2 separate regions of the Homo sapiens genome follow, and region 2 is linked to region 1. A link is a loop called in an ENCODE intact Hi-C map of the cell type or tissue named here. Cell type or tissue: Caco-2. All regions are shown on one strand. Each heading gives the region's core, and the rest is flanking DNA. Links, peaks and the distances in the headings are about the cores only.

Region 1 (7,737 bases), core at 1,833-6,832:
TGAGTTCACTGTAGATTCTGGATATTAGCCCTCAAACTATACTACAAGGCTACAGTAACCAAAACAGCATGGTACTGGTACCAAAACAGAGATATAGATCAATGGAACAGAACAAAGCCCTCAGAAATAACGCCGCATACCTACAACTATCTGATCTTTGACAAACCTGACAAAAAGAAGAAATGGGGAAAGGATTCCCTATTTAATAAATGGTGCTGGGAAAACAGGCTAGCCATATGTAGGAAGCTAAAACTGGATCCCTTCCTTACACCTTATACAAAAATCAATTCAAGATGGATTAAAGATTTAAACGTTAGACCTAAAACCATAAAAACCCTAGAAGAAAACCTAGGCATTACCATTCAGGACATAGGCATGGGCAAGGACTTCATGTCCAAAACACCAAAAGCAATGGCAACAAAAGACAAAATTGACAAATGGGATCTAATTAAACTAAAGAGCTTCTGCACAGCAAAAGAAACTACCATCAGAGTGAACAGGCAACCTACAAAATGGGAGAAAATTTTCGCTACCTACTCATCTGACAAAGAATTGAATTTTAATGGAGTGTTGCAAATTCAATTCTTACAATTATTGCTAACAAATTGGTCAGCTGCTAATACTTTAGTTTGCTGGAAAAAATTGTGGCAACTTATAATACCATCAGACATATATATAATAATAAAAATATGCCAGATCCTCATCGCATTTTACTTATTTGCTTAATCTTAATAAAAACCCATGGGATAGGTACTATTGTCATTCCTATTATACAGTTTTGAGGAAGGGGAAGGAACAGAACAGAGCTGAGCTATGCTGCCAAGCCATCTGACTCTAGAGTCTGTGCTCTACACCCAGGGGCAGGTAAAGGGCCAGGTAGTAAATATTTTAGGCCTGTGGGCCATACAGTCTCTGTATGAGAGAGTCTACATACATAGTGGTATGTAGACTATGTAGTCATAGTGGTATGGCCAAATACCACTCAACTCTGCTGTGTAGGCCACAAGTATCCATAGACAATAGATAAATGAATGGATGTCGCTGGGTTCCAATGCAACTTTATTTATAGACACTGAAATTTGAATTTCATATGACATGAAATATTATGCTTAATTTTATTTTTCCAACCATTTAAAAATGTAAATATTATTCTGAGCTCTTGGATGTACAGAAATAGGAGGTGGGTCAGATTTGGCCTTTGGGCAGTAGTTTACCAACCACTGCTGGAAGCCCCTCCAGAATGCGGGCTTATGACTCTGGCAGTTTAGCACTTTAGCAAATGATTTGCTGACTGTAAGATAAAGCCTATGGGTAGAATACAGTTATTTGTCAGAACGATTTACTAAGTCCTAAAAAAAAGACTGTAGGAGGGTTGTGACAACAGCATGGGTTAGGGAGAGAACTATGTGAGGTTTATAGATAGGATGCAGGTCATGGTTATTTTGGGAAGTCATTGGAATTACAGAAACCTTTCTGATCATATACTCCAATCCTGCTGTTTACAGAAGAAAAGACCAAGGCTGAGAGATGGCAAATATCTGGCCCCAGCTCTTGAAGAGCAGACCTAGCCAGATGTAGATATTTCACCCTTCCCAATTAAAGCTGTGACAGTAGATAAACATGCTCTCAGAGAGAATCCCATTCTTTTGTGGTACACCTTCCCTAATTATGTTTTCAAGACAAACGGCAGTGTGGACACTTTCTTATTCCTGGAGAAAAGTTAATATAAAGCTCTACATATAGTATCCAACCTGGACTTCTTCGCTCAGATAAGTGGTGAAAGAAATAGTGTCTAACTAAGTAACTGTAGTTATTTCACCATACCTGCAGTTGAATTAACCATAGGTCTTCACTTGTTAGGAAGAAATGAGCAATGACATTTGCCAATTTAAAGTTTCAATTTTTGTTTAGTTCTGATCTGGGTGTGGCACCTCATGATTTAAAGACCTCTGCCTTAGAGAGAAGCTCAGATCTCCAAATGTAAGTGGAAATGAGCATTTGATAACAACATAGGTAACCAATTAATAGTATCTCCACTTTCTTAAGATTGTTGGGAAAGAGTGTGAAGCCTATGATGTTCATTTGGGAATAAAAGCCACCCTTTTTCTTGAACTGTCCGGAGTAAGAGCTCAGTTAATCATGCTATTATGTAATTTTTTCAAGGGATAGAAAACTTCCACTATTGATGTTTTAGTGCTTGCATGTAGAGTTTAACTGGTCCCTGGCATATTGTAGATGGTAATGAATCATCAACCACAGCTCTTCAAACAACTTCTGCTACAATAGAAATGTTTGATAACTATGCCACACAATAACTAATCACATATGGCTATTGAGCCTGTGAAATGAGGAACTAAAATTTTAATTTAGTTTAATTTAAAATGGAATAGCTGTGTGGCTAGTGCTACCCTCTTGAACAGCACAGGGACCCTTTCATCTGTGTTGGCTTCCTCCTCCCTGGAACTCAGAGAAAGCAAACTCATTCTACTTGCCTGGAATAGGCATGATAAGCAAGATAAATCAGTTATTAACAAAACACAGCAAGGGCAGTCATCAGCTCTGTGACAAACGTTCCCATGTTCCTGTTCCTACAGAATAGATTCTCACTGACCTGTTCCTTCCCTTAATGAAGCTCTGAGCTGGAGTTGATGATCAGGATTAACCAGGAAGCTGATGTTGGAGGAATTTATTATGGCTAAATATATATGCCTATATACATATATGTGTATGTATGTATATCATTGTACATATGTAAATATATGTGTGTATTTTTACAAACACACACACACTTTATATATATACTTTCTTATCATTAGGGCTGTCAAAAATGACCTTCCAAAGATGAGTTCCCCATCACTAGAAGTGATCAAGAAGAGGCTGTCAGTGATGCTAAAGGGCAGTTTTGTACTTTGAGTAGGGGCCTGGATGAGTTAATGCTCTATGGACTACAAAGTATTTTCTGATGGCCTACTTAAACTTTACCCAGCCATGCCAGTTAGATTATTTCTACTTTACAAGATGAGGAAACTGAGACTCTGACTTGCTGAAGGTTACCAGACTAATAGCAATTCCAGTATTAATTGCTTATCTTGTCACTTCAGATCTTTTCTCAACCTCACGCTATTCTCTCAGGACTCTTCCTTTTAAGATTATGCAATTTCTATTGGATCAAGAATTTGGAGACATTGTTTTTTCTTTTCCTGAACAGAATGTGTTTCAGAAATCAGAATATTAAATTTAAAGCAATTGTCTAAAATAATGTACATCTAGGTAATGCTATTACTATCAATGATAAGAGTTCATTTTAGTGCAGATAATTATTTTTTGATGAACAAGATGTAAATATGCATGGCTAAAGGGGTAGCTAAAGGGAGGTCAAGAAATGAATGCAAGAACTGGCTGTAATTAGTTTTTGTCTGAGGCTTGTACTGATTATCAAGTCTCTACATCTTTTACTTGTGACCATTACCATGTCTGGGACCACATAGAAAGCAGAATATTGAATACTGGACCTGTATGCTCAGGTAGAAAATCACCTGTGTTCAGCACCAGTGTTCTCTTAGGATGACTCTTCCTAAGAACATTGGACTAGTATATTATGGGGGTGTTAATTCTAAAAGCTAATTTTTGCAACCTAGGTCTATTTTTTCATAAAGGTCACTTTATGACTGGTTCTCAGGCAAGCCCTCGAAAGTTCTTTAAAGCCTTCATTGTTCTCCTAAAGAGAAGCAGTCCTGGAGCCGGGGTAGAGCAGGGTAGGAACCCAAGAGCACCTAGGGCTTGGTTATTGCCCATCCCCATTCGCATCTCAGTCCCTTTATCCAGCCAATCTTGATGTCGCAAAGTTTACACAGAACCAGAGATAAATAGAGAAGCCAGACTTGTGGAGAGAGGAGGGGAAGATAATACAATCTCCATCTGTTCAATAAGCTGGGAGAGGAGGGAATTTGGGAAGAAAAATTCCCAATTATTCATATTGCAGCTCTGGGGAAGGAAGAATGACTGTTCTTGAGTCCTAGGTGCCTAGGTACAGTAGATATTTCCAGAATGCCAAAATTCCATGAAGCATATATATAAGTCAGCTACATGTAAATTGGGAGCTTCTTAATTAAAATAAGATATCTCTTACTTTATATAATTATTTTTCAGTAGTTACTTGCCTCTTTTCCATAGCTGGGAAATCAGTGGCAAAGCTGAGAAAGGAACCTGGATTAATTGATTCTCAGCTTGGAAACCCATGGATCAGTAGAACTACAAAGATTAGGAACTTTCTTATTCCTGATTAGTAGAATTAGAACATTGGAGCTGCATGGAATAGTCTAATATTATATACATATCATTTACTTGCCTGCATCTTGAGTTGAAGTCTTATAGGTAGAAGCTGGTGATCCTTAGAGGATTGCCTTCTTGCAGAGTGGCCAAATAGAAGAATCAAGAAGTATAAACTGTAATAGCAGATGAATCACATTGCCCTCTTGACCTCTGGAAATCAGTAACCAACTATAAACATTACTCAACAGTGTAGGCAGATTTCCAATTAGCCCTATAGAGGCCCTCTATGAAATATGTTTATTTCATTGTTACAAAGAATGACCTATCTAAGGCAGCTAGGAACCAATAACAACAGTATTAAACACACATACAGGTAAATATTTGACATTCCTTCAGGATTATTATCTCTGTCTGAGAATTCTGAAGACCTGCAGGGCTTTGTGTTGGAACAGTCATATGTGGGAGCTGGCTCATACTGGCCAGTGAGCCTATTTTCAGGCATTTTTCCAGCCTTTTTTTTTTTTTTTTTGAGAGAGTCTCGCCCTGTCTCCTAGGCTGGAGTGCAGTGGCGCAATCTCAGCTCACTGCGACCTCTGCCTCCCCAGTTCAGGCAATTCTCTGCCTCAGCCTCCTGAATAGCCGGGATTGCAGGCACTTCCCACCACGCCCAGCTAATTTTCGTGTTTTTAGTAGAGACAGGGTTTCACCATCTTGGCCAGGCTGGTCTTGAACTCCTGACCTCATGATCCACCCACCTCGGCCTCCCAAAGTGCTGGGATTACAGGCGTGAGCCACGGTGCCTGGCCTTTTCCAGCCTATTTTTAAACACTGCCAATCGTATAATTAGAAATTTTTTAACTTACTGAAAATCAAGATAATAAATACTCCAAATGCATCAATTTTTAATGATTTTTCTATATGGGTAGTATGTAATTTTGTGCTGTTGGATGTTAATTCTCAATTCCAGACTCAGTCATACCATGTTAGTAGTTTGAATTTGCGAAAAGTTAGTAGTTTATTCCACTATGTTGGGAATATTTACACCCTGGAAATCAGTTTGCACTACAAACAAAAGACTCATTTATTTTTATTTATTTATTTATTTTTTTTTTAATTGTGTACTCTAGATTTGGAGGTGGCATTTTGGAGAATATGTTAATAAGGTTTAAAGTTAAAAGTGTGTTGTGGCCGGGCACGGTGGCTCACACCTGTAATCCCAGCACTTTGGGAAGCCGAGACGGGCGAATCACGAGGTCAGGAGATCAAGACCATCCTGGCTAACACGGTGAAATCCCATCTCTACTAAAAATACAAAAAATTAGCTGGGCATGGTGGCGGGCGCCTGTAGTCCCAGCTACTTGGGAGGCTGAGGCAGGAGAATGGCATGAACCCGGGAGGCGGAGGTTGCAGTGAGCCAAGATTGCACCACTGCACTCCAGCCCGGGCGGCAGAGCAAGACTCCATCTCAAAAAAAAAAATTTTAAAAAGTGTGTTGTATCTACAGCCTTTACATTGTGAATTGCATGAACAGTTAAGGAAATATTTTCCCAGAAATATGACATCTACAAAGAAACACACTAATTATCCAGCAACAGATTTCAATGAGAAAGAAATTTATAAAAATCCTTGAAAAATAATTCAAAATAATGATACTAGAGAAGTTCAGTGAGACATAAGAAGACCCAAATAAACAATATAATGAAATCAGGGAAATAATTAGGGACATGAGTGAAAAGTTTACCAAAGAGAGATATCATGGTAACCAAACAGAAATCCTGGATTTTATTTTATTGAATGAAGTAAAAAGTACATTCAAGAGCTTCAACAATGGATTATATCAAGCAGAAAAAAGACCTTCAGAACTTGAAAACAGATCTTTTGAAATAATCCAGTCAGACAAAAATAAAGAAAAAAATAAAAAGAATGAACAGAGCATAAGGGACACCATAAAGTGATCAAATATTCAAGTTTTCAGTGTTCCAGAAGGTGAAGAGAGGACCAAAGGAATAGAAAACCTATTTAATGAAATAATAGCTGAAAACTTCCCAAGTCTAGCAACAGATTTAGATATCCAGATACAAAAAGTTCAGAAATCCCCAAATAGATACAATTCAAGAGAATCTTCTTCATGACATGTTATAGTCAAACTTTCAGCAAAGGAAACAATCAACAGAGTAATGAGACAACTTGTTGAATGGGAGAAAATATTTACAAAAATTATTCATCCAACATGGGACTAATATCCAGAATATACAAGGAACTCAAACTATTCAACAAGAAAAAAACAAATAATCTCATTAAAAAGTAGGCAAAAGACATGAATAGACACTTCTCGAAAGAAGACATACAAATGGCCAAATGGGTATAGTTTAAAATGCTCAACATCACTAATCATCAGGGAAATGTAAATTAGTGGAGTTCTCACGAATGGACTAGTGCCCCAGAGAGCAGCCTTGTCCTTTCATCATATGAGGACACAGCTAGAAGATGCCATCTATGAACCAGAAAGCGGGTCTTCACCAGACACTGAATCTGCCTTGATCTTGGATTCTGCAGCTTTCAGACTTTGAGAAATAAATTTCTGTTGTGTATAAGCCACCTGGTTTATGACATTTTATTATAGCAGCCTGAACTAAGACAACACCCTTTATGTCAGTTAAATTTACAATTACCTTACGTACATATATACGTACATATAAGGTCCCACCCTGCCCCATCTTGGAAAGCTACTTGTTAAACATTTACCAGCACACCACTAAAGGGCAAGAAAGTGTCATTTGAACTCAGTGACTTAGGGAAATATATCTTGGCTTCAGGCTGTGGATAGAGATTTTCAAGCACATCTAGGAAGTATTTCAAAAGGTAATTTAGGAAAAATTTCAAAAGATAATCTTTAGGCCCTTCACATGCTCCTATCTTCCAGGTTCTGGAAGCAGCTATCGCAAGTGCTTAAATGTTCCTCCTGTGACTCTGTGACTGTCCAAAGTCCCTGTTTCCAGTTCAGCTTTCTTTGAAAAGCCCTTGAGCTTTAATATCACCATCATGCCTCATTAAAACTCCTATTCACTGGGTGCAGAAGACTGCTTATTACTGAAAGTAATTTGACTAAAACATAAATACTGCAAAATGTAAGTATATTTTAATTTCATTATATATTCTTTGTCCATACTATTTTTATGGCTGCAGAGTATTCAATCATATGAGCCTTTTACACTTTAGTTAATCAATACCAAATTATTTAGATTTTAACTAAATTTTTATTATTACACACAATGCTGAAATAAAAAGATCATAGTTTAAATTTTGCTCACATCTTGAATTGCTTTCTTGGACATATTCTTAAAACTAGATTTACTGTTTTTGAGATTAAGGTTTTTGAGAAATTCTGGATAGCTATTGCAAATCGCCTCCCAGGAAGTTAGTAACTGATTTATCCTATCATCAGTAGAATATTAGAGCATTTAG
Region 2 (7,737 bases), core at 1,135-6,134, 290 kb before region 1:
TGGTAGCAGTTCTCTTGGTTTAATTAGGGCTGTGCTGTTTGTTGAGCATTTATAAATTATGTTTTTAAAAATCTAGTTTTTATCACTGTATCTGTATTTAAATCAAGATCACACATTCACAGATATGCCTGAAAATTACTGTGAATTTATTGACAAATTTAAGTAAATACTTCTGGGGCTGTGTATTTTTTTATTTCTACACATCAGCTGATCAGGCAGTTCACCCACCTGTAAGTCCATATTAAGATAGGACTTGTTCATGTACTTGAAAATTTTTGTAAACTTTACTGAAGCAATGGCAAGCCAAACCTTTTCACATGTATAAATATATTCATCAGTGCTTTAAGATATATCTTGATGATGTGATAATTATACTAACTTATCTGTATGTGTGAAATATGTAAAAATAGAAAATATTACTTAAATCTGTATTTGTAGCCAAGTAGTTGGTACTGTTAACATTTTGTTAATAGAAGGTGGGAAATTAGCTTAAAGGGCTACATAATATCCATCAAAGATTATTTTAGTAGAAAATCCCAATATGTTAAGCTTTTAATGATGGATTCTTTTATGTGAATTAATGGTTGGTAAATGCCTATTTTCCTTTTCCATTTTGACTCGTTTCAATGGTAAAACTGAAGAAGCAGGGGCCATAGTTTCCCTATGTCATCGTATTTTTCAATTAATTAAGATTATTTCTGTGGAAGGATATTTTCACACCATTTGCAACCTTTTATTATAAAAAATTTCAAACACAAAAGAGTAGGATAAATTAATGAACCCCCAGCTCCAACAATTAGCAACTCATGGCCAATCTTGTTTTGTCTATACCCTACGTATTTCTTTTTCTATTTCCTTTCCCTCTCTATATTGTATTGAAGCAAATCATATCATTTCATTCATAAAAATTATAGGAATTTACCACTAAACAGTAAGGATTCTTTTAAAAATGCAACCATGTTACTGTATTTTCAAAAATTAGGAGTAATTTCTTACTACTATCAAATATCCTGTTTTTCAAATTTCCAGTTCTCGTAAATATGTATGTATATATGTATATGTATGTGTGTGAATGTTTATATGTGTGTGTATATATATTATATATATATATATAGAGAGAGAGAGTATATTTAGAGTATATATTTAAGTAAGTTTGTCTGGACCAGGACCCAGATAATGTCTGTAGATTGCAATTAGTTTATTTATTTATTTTTTGTGACAGGGTCTCACTCTGTCACCCAGACAGGAGTGCAGTAGCACGATTATGGCTCACAGCAGCCTTGACCTCTTGGGCCCCAGTGATCCTTCCACCTCAGCTTCCTGAGTAGCTTGGATTACAGGCATGTGCCACCTTATCTGGCTAATTAAAAATTTGTTTTTGTAAAGATGGGATTTCACCATGTTGCGCAGGCTGGCCTTGAACTCCTGGGCTCAAATCATCTGCTGGCCTCGGCCTCCCAAAATGCTGGGATTACAGGTGTGAGTTGTGGGGGCCTAGCCTGTTTTTCTGTTTTCTAAAAGGTCTTTTAATGTGTGGTTCTTTCCCCTCTATTTCTTTTTTTTCCCCTTGCAATTTTTTCAGTGAAGACATGGAGTCTTTCATCTTGTAGAGTTGCTCAGAGTCAAGATTTTGCTGTTGTAGCCAGTGCTTTAAAACAATTCACAAAGACTTTCTAGGAGAGGAAGAGAGACTGAGGGAAGAAGAGATACAGAAAAAGAAAATGACAGGATTGAACCTGGAAACTCACAGAATCTCTGACTCATGCTGGAAATGTCTTTGGGTACCTCTTGCCTTTTCTGTGTTGGTGAAAGACCACCACTTTTGAAAAGTGGAGGAGGTCAGTCCTCCTTTTCTCCCCATTTATGGAGCACCACTTGTGCAGTTTTTTGATTCACAGGAGTCTTGACTTGGGGTGGAAAGCTATTTTGGGTTCATAGAGCTTCTACTCCCTATAGCAATAAACATCACAATAGAGAAGAATGACTGGTTTTTGGTGAAGTATGAATGAATTGGTAGGATTTAGGTTTAAAAGTATGAATAGATGATTAATTCAAGTCAGAAATGAAAGCAATGATACCATCTTATAGTAATTATTACAAAACGTTATCCCAGTGCCTGGGATATGTGTACATAGTAAGGTACACATAGTACATGTTGATGTCTCTATCACTTGGGAGCCACTGCACTTTACCATGCTGCTTAAACTACAGGTGGAAATCATTGACAACTAGGACCAAATCTGACAAAATTTTAAAGACCTGTTTATCTTAGGCCAACTTTTCCTACAGTTAGGAAACAGAGGAGTTTTCTTGCACTATTGGCATTTCTAGTTTCCCTAAGAGCAATCATTGGATTGAAAAACATAAGTTGATTTTTTATGGCCCTTGTTATTTCTCTAATACTTAAATAGTTCTAATTTATGGCATTTTAATTTTAGATACCCATAGATTTTTTTTTTTTTTTTTTTTTTTTTTTGTGAGATGGAGTCTTGCTCTGTCACCCAGGCTGGAGTGCAATGGCGTGATCTCAGCTTATTGCAACCTCCACCTCCTGGGTTCAAGCGATATTCCTGTCTCAGCCACCTGAATAACTGGGATTACAGGCACCCACCACCATGCCCAGCTAATTTTTGTATTCTTAGTAGAGACAGGGTTTCACCATTTTGGCCAGGCTGGTCTAGAACTCCTGACCTCAAGTGATCCTCCCACCTCGGCCACCCAAAGTGCTGGGATTACAAACATGAGCCACCATGCCTGGCCACCCATAGATATGTTTATCAACTTCCTTTCTACTTCATAAATAAAATCAGGGTGATTTTCTGTGAACTCAAAAAGCTTATATAGATTTGTTGATTTGTTTCTTTAAAAGGCATTTATTTATTTATTTTATTTATTTTTTTCTTTTGAGATGGAGTCTCACTCTCTTGCCCAGGCTGGATGGAGTGCAGCGGCACAATCTCAACTCATGGCAAGGTCCACCTCCCTGGTTCAAGCGATTCTCCTGCCTCAGCCTCCCAAGTAGCTGGGACTACAGGCGCGTGCCACCACACCTGGCTAATTTTTTGTATTTTTAGTAGAGACAGGGTTTCACCATGTTAGCCAGGATGGTCTCAATCTCCTGACCTTGTGATCCGCCCACCTTGGCATCCCAAAGTGCTGGGATTACAGGCGTGAACCACCGCGGCTGGCCTAAAAGGCATTTATTTATTTGTGCTCCTACTCTGTACCAATTTTTATGCAAGACTGTGGGCATTTAGAGATAAAAGACACAGTTTTCTTTTAAGGAATTCTTAAAGACGTGGAAGATGAGTGGGTGAATAAACAGTTATACTTTGCCTTGTGATTTTCTGGAGGTGATCACAGAGGCCAGCGGAGGCAGAGAAGGCTAGTACTTAACCCAGGTGAGCAGTCAGGGTGGGATCTCTGGGGAAGCCGTGTTTCAAGGGTGAGTTTGGAATTGCTGCATTAAAAGGAAGGGTGAGCATATCCAACCAAAGAGGCAGTAAGTACATAGGTACATGGGAATCAGGGTATGTTTTTGTTAATTGCAAATAGTAAAGATTTCAGGGACAGATAAGATAAAACAGGAAAGCAAAGAGTAGATGCTGTGGCACTTTCATGACTTGCTGAGGAATTTGGAATTTGTCCTGAAGGCAGTCAAAGGATTTCAGTTAGGAGAGTTAACTGACCAGATTCATGTTATTGTCAGATAATCCTAATTGTTAGAATGAATAATTTTAATTTCAAAGAGCACGTGACTGTAGCTGTGTACTTTAGTTCACTAGTAAATGTTCACATAATCTTTAAGAATCATAAGAACTTAGTAAATATACTGAAAATAACTATAAATGAGTTAATATTTATAATGCACTTACAACAATGCTGGGCATAGAGTAAGCACTATATGAGTCTTTGTTAAATAACATTAACTCCTTCAGGCTGCTTGAGTACTATTTAGATATTTTATGACATCACTTGAATGCAAAATGGTGCCTTAATTACCTGAGTTTAACATAGTCCCAGAAGTATGTTAGAAATTACTCAAATTTATATTTAACTAAGTGGAATCAAATAGTCCTAGAGATAGAAGAGAACTTATAGGTTATCTAACCTAATTCAGGAATTACTTTTCACTTGTTAAGAGCAAGCCATTGGCTGGGCATGGTGGCCCACACCTGTAATCCCAGCACTTTGGGAGGCCGAGGTAGGTGGATCATTTGAGGTCAGGATTCGAGACCAGCCTGACCAATATGGTGAAACCCGCCTCTATGAAGGGTACAAAAATTAGCCTGGTGTGGTGGTGGGCACCTGTAGTCCTGAGCCTGAGGCATGAGAATCACTTGAACCTGGGAGGCGGAGGTTGCAGTGAGCAGAGATGGTGCCACTGCACTCCAGCCTGGGCGACAGAGCAAGTCTTTATCTCAAAAAAAAAAAAAAAAAAAAAAAATCAAGCCATTCACCAAGATGGATATGCTGATTACCCTGATCTGATCAGTATGCATTGTATGCATCAAAACATCACTATGTACCCCATAAATATGTATAGTTATTATATGTCAATTTTTTAAAAGGTTAAAAAGAGTATGGAAATCAGCAATGTATTACTTAATGTTTCAGAAAGCTTCCAAGAACTACAATGATATAAACCACATTAATTTTACTCTTAATGTGTCCTTGTTTCAATTTTCATCCCCAAATTGGGACAGAAAAATTTTAGAAGAAATTTTCATTGTAGTTCTTTTAAATGTTGACAATTTGATTGGTTTTAAATAGTAATTCTGTTGATATAAGTACATATTGTAAGTGATTTCTTTACTGTATGGTTACTTGAATGCATATACTTTATTTTTATCACAAGTGGGAGGATCAGCCCACTACTGAAAGCTTATTATGCCACAAAGTCCTAGAAATGGTAGTCAAAGTAATTATATTTGACTGTGGGTAGCCTTGCTATCTTCAAAGTTGTTTACCTAGTCTAAAGTAATTTCATTCCTGGAAAATAGCATTCAGGCCTAGAATATTCAAAATATTGAGAGCCTTTCTTCTGTCTTGAAATTATTTGTGCTGAAAGAATTGTATGTTTGCAGGTAAAAGGATAAAACTTATACTTTTACCTGGACTTCTGTGTAGGCAAGATATCACCTACTGAGTCTTATTGATGGTTTGATACTACTCATTGTTTGATACACATAATTGCTATTTTTTGAATAAGCACCTTAATGATTCTTTTTTGTCAACTAAGCGTCACAGATTTACATCCAGGATGTTATTTTGTGGTTTATTTTGTTGTGTTTTCACCCCATACATTTTTAATACTTTGTTTTTTACCCAGTGATTATATATTTCTACAAGGAGCAAAATTTCTTTTTGTTGGAAGCCTTTGTTGTCAGTGAATAGACGGGCTAACTTTTTTCCTCTGGCTCTTTCCCTAGGAAGTGTTATAGCTTCCCAAGTACTAAAGTGCCAAGGACATAGATCTACAGTTTGTCATAGTTTTGATAACCAGTAACAAATGGGAAAAATGCCAAATGGCAGCAAGATGGCAAGCAGTAGGTGTGCTCCATTTTTATTGATGTACTTATACATATTCCTGTGCATGGATGAGCTGTACTTTACATTGTGCTGTTTCATTGAGGGGCACTGAGTCAGCTTGATGGTAAATTGTCTGCAGTACTGCTTCCGTGGCGGAAAATGGCTCCTAGGAATTACAACTTTGGAAGTATTTTGCGAGGGTAGCACAAACTTTTTTTTTTTATACTGTGCATTTGTTAAAGTAAGTGGCTCAATATTGATAACCTTTTGCCACCAATCAGAACTTTGTTCTACTGCTATAAATAGGAGACATTTCACAATGAATTTTTATTCTCCTACCAACCATCTTCTTTTCCAATTAAATTGTAAAAAAAAGTAAAATTCAGAATCGTAGGAGTTTCCCTTAGTCTTGTTTTTATGCTATGAAATCCCAATTTGTATATATATGTATTTTTCGTATCTTTAAAATTCTACCTAATGAGGTTATGGTGCACAGAAGGAATCAGTCTTTCATCACTTCTGTATAGCTACACATAGGAAACTAACTATGAATGACTCTAAGAGCTTATAGGTTGATAAAAAATGTTCCTATTTTTATTTGCTTTCTCATATTGCAAAGAATGCCAAGAGTTCTCCTGTTGTTTTTAACAAATAGAGTCCCTTAGAAGAACTTGGAGAGAGGCCTGCTTTTTTCTCACAACACACTGAGAACAGGAATCTGTAAGGTCGGTAGTATTCCCTAACTCCAGTGGGGCTAATTAGATAGGGCCATATTTATCATTAAGTAGCATGGATAAGCCCCAAAGGGAAAGAAGATAGATGTTCATAAAAGTGGGGCTGGGGGATGGAGCAGAAGAAAAGGTAGAGTCCTTGAGGGGAATGGTGAGAAGGTGGAAGGAAAAGGAAATGATAAAAAGAGAAAAATACTTTTAATAGTGTCACTATATATGTTATATACTAAAATAGCTAAATATATGGTAACTTACATGGCTACCTTTTATGTGCCAAATGGTCTTCTGAATACTTGATGTACATTAATTCATTGCGTCCTCAAAAAAATCATGTGTGACAGGTAATACTTATCTGTAAAGTCACAAAGCTGATAGGGGATTTGAACCTAGGCACTTCAGCTCCACCGCACTGCCTATGTGCTTAACTACTATGCTAGACTGGTCTTATGGAAGGGGGCCACCAACGATTCTTTAGATGCCATTAAATGTTGCTGGAGTCAGATTTCTTACATTTACCCCATTGGAACTATATATGACTTTTAGTGCCTGAAAAATATATACATTTTAAAGTTAGACAATAGTGAAGAAGCTTGCAGAGCACAACAGGAATGTTTCATTTTTATTATCTTGAAAATGAAAATGGAATTTGTGAGGATATCTGACATTTAAATGGTGAAAAACACCTCTTGAAGGACACGTGTCCTATTTGTTTGTAGATATGTACACTCTCTGTTACACTCGTTCATCGTAAGTCACATATTAGTATTCAGCAATCAACACCAAAATTGTATATGCCTTTTTGTGGTCAAAGTTTCATAGGTAGAAACATTAATTGCTAAGCAGGGATCCATATTCATATATTTTTCTCCAAAAGAAAAAATACAAAGTATCTTTTATGCCTTCATAGAACTAGCAGTACCAGAGTCCCAAACGTGATATCATTCAGGTAAAAGAGATATGTAATCAATAATAACAAAAAATGATAGCTTCTGAAAACATGTAGTTGAATGTGTTTACTTTGATAATAAAAGCACTTGCAAGCAAACATTGGGGGAAATAGTTGAAAAAATAAGGATTAGTATTTATTAACTTAAATAAATATAAACATTTATAATATATAAGTATAAATATATAATATATACAAAATATAAATAATATATAACTTTTTTTGTCATGTACCAGGCATTGTATTGAGTGATTTACATGCATTATCTCTCATTATGAGGTAGATACTGTTATACCCATTTGAAGATGAGGAAACTGAAGTTAATTAACCTGCCTAAGGTTATACAGGTAATAAGTGGTAGAAGTGGGAATAGGATTCTCAAAATGTTAGACATCAACATAAAATAATCTTTTATAATCTTTACTACTTATTTGACATGTGGTTTCCCATTTATCTCTGTGTTGGAACATACCTAACGTTATTTCTTGGTCTGGCCCAGGTCTCCTCCCTAGCTAACTTGCAGTTATT

Evidence for each region. Hi-C counts contacts between places; a loop is a spot of excess contacts. Peaks named below come from ENCODE experiments on the same cell type or tissue, not always from the same donor. Only the 100,000 strongest peaks of a DNase experiment are listed, where the experiment ranks them.
Region 2: it touches region 1 in a loop (16-fold over the local background); 13 of 110 quality-filtered maps call a loop at or near these places.

The regions. Positions count from the first base shown.
Region 1 is chr7:88,222,561-88,230,297 of GRCh38, forward strand. It overlaps SRI-AS1 (SRI antisense RNA 1), which reads left to right. Exons shown (of 3, transcript NR_120517.1): 3 at 7,196-7,208. It also overlaps a transcript of SRI not described here. Among named protein-coding and RNA genes, the nearest start is that of SRI, 6.4 kb to the left of the region's middle. RefSeq lists an enhancer at 4,414-4,708. In Caco-2, for the core only: no CTCF peak of the experiment used is centred there; a DNase peak (open chromatin) is centred at 4,821.
Region 2 is chr7:87,935,759-87,943,495 of GRCh38, forward strand. The region is part of intron 2 of ADAM22 (ADAM metallopeptidase domain 22); the gene reads left to right. Among named protein-coding and RNA genes, the nearest start is that of ADAM22, 5.4 kb to the left of the region's middle. RefSeq lists an enhancer at 1-67. In Caco-2, for the core only: no CTCF peak of the experiment used is centred there; no DNase peak of the experiment used is centred there.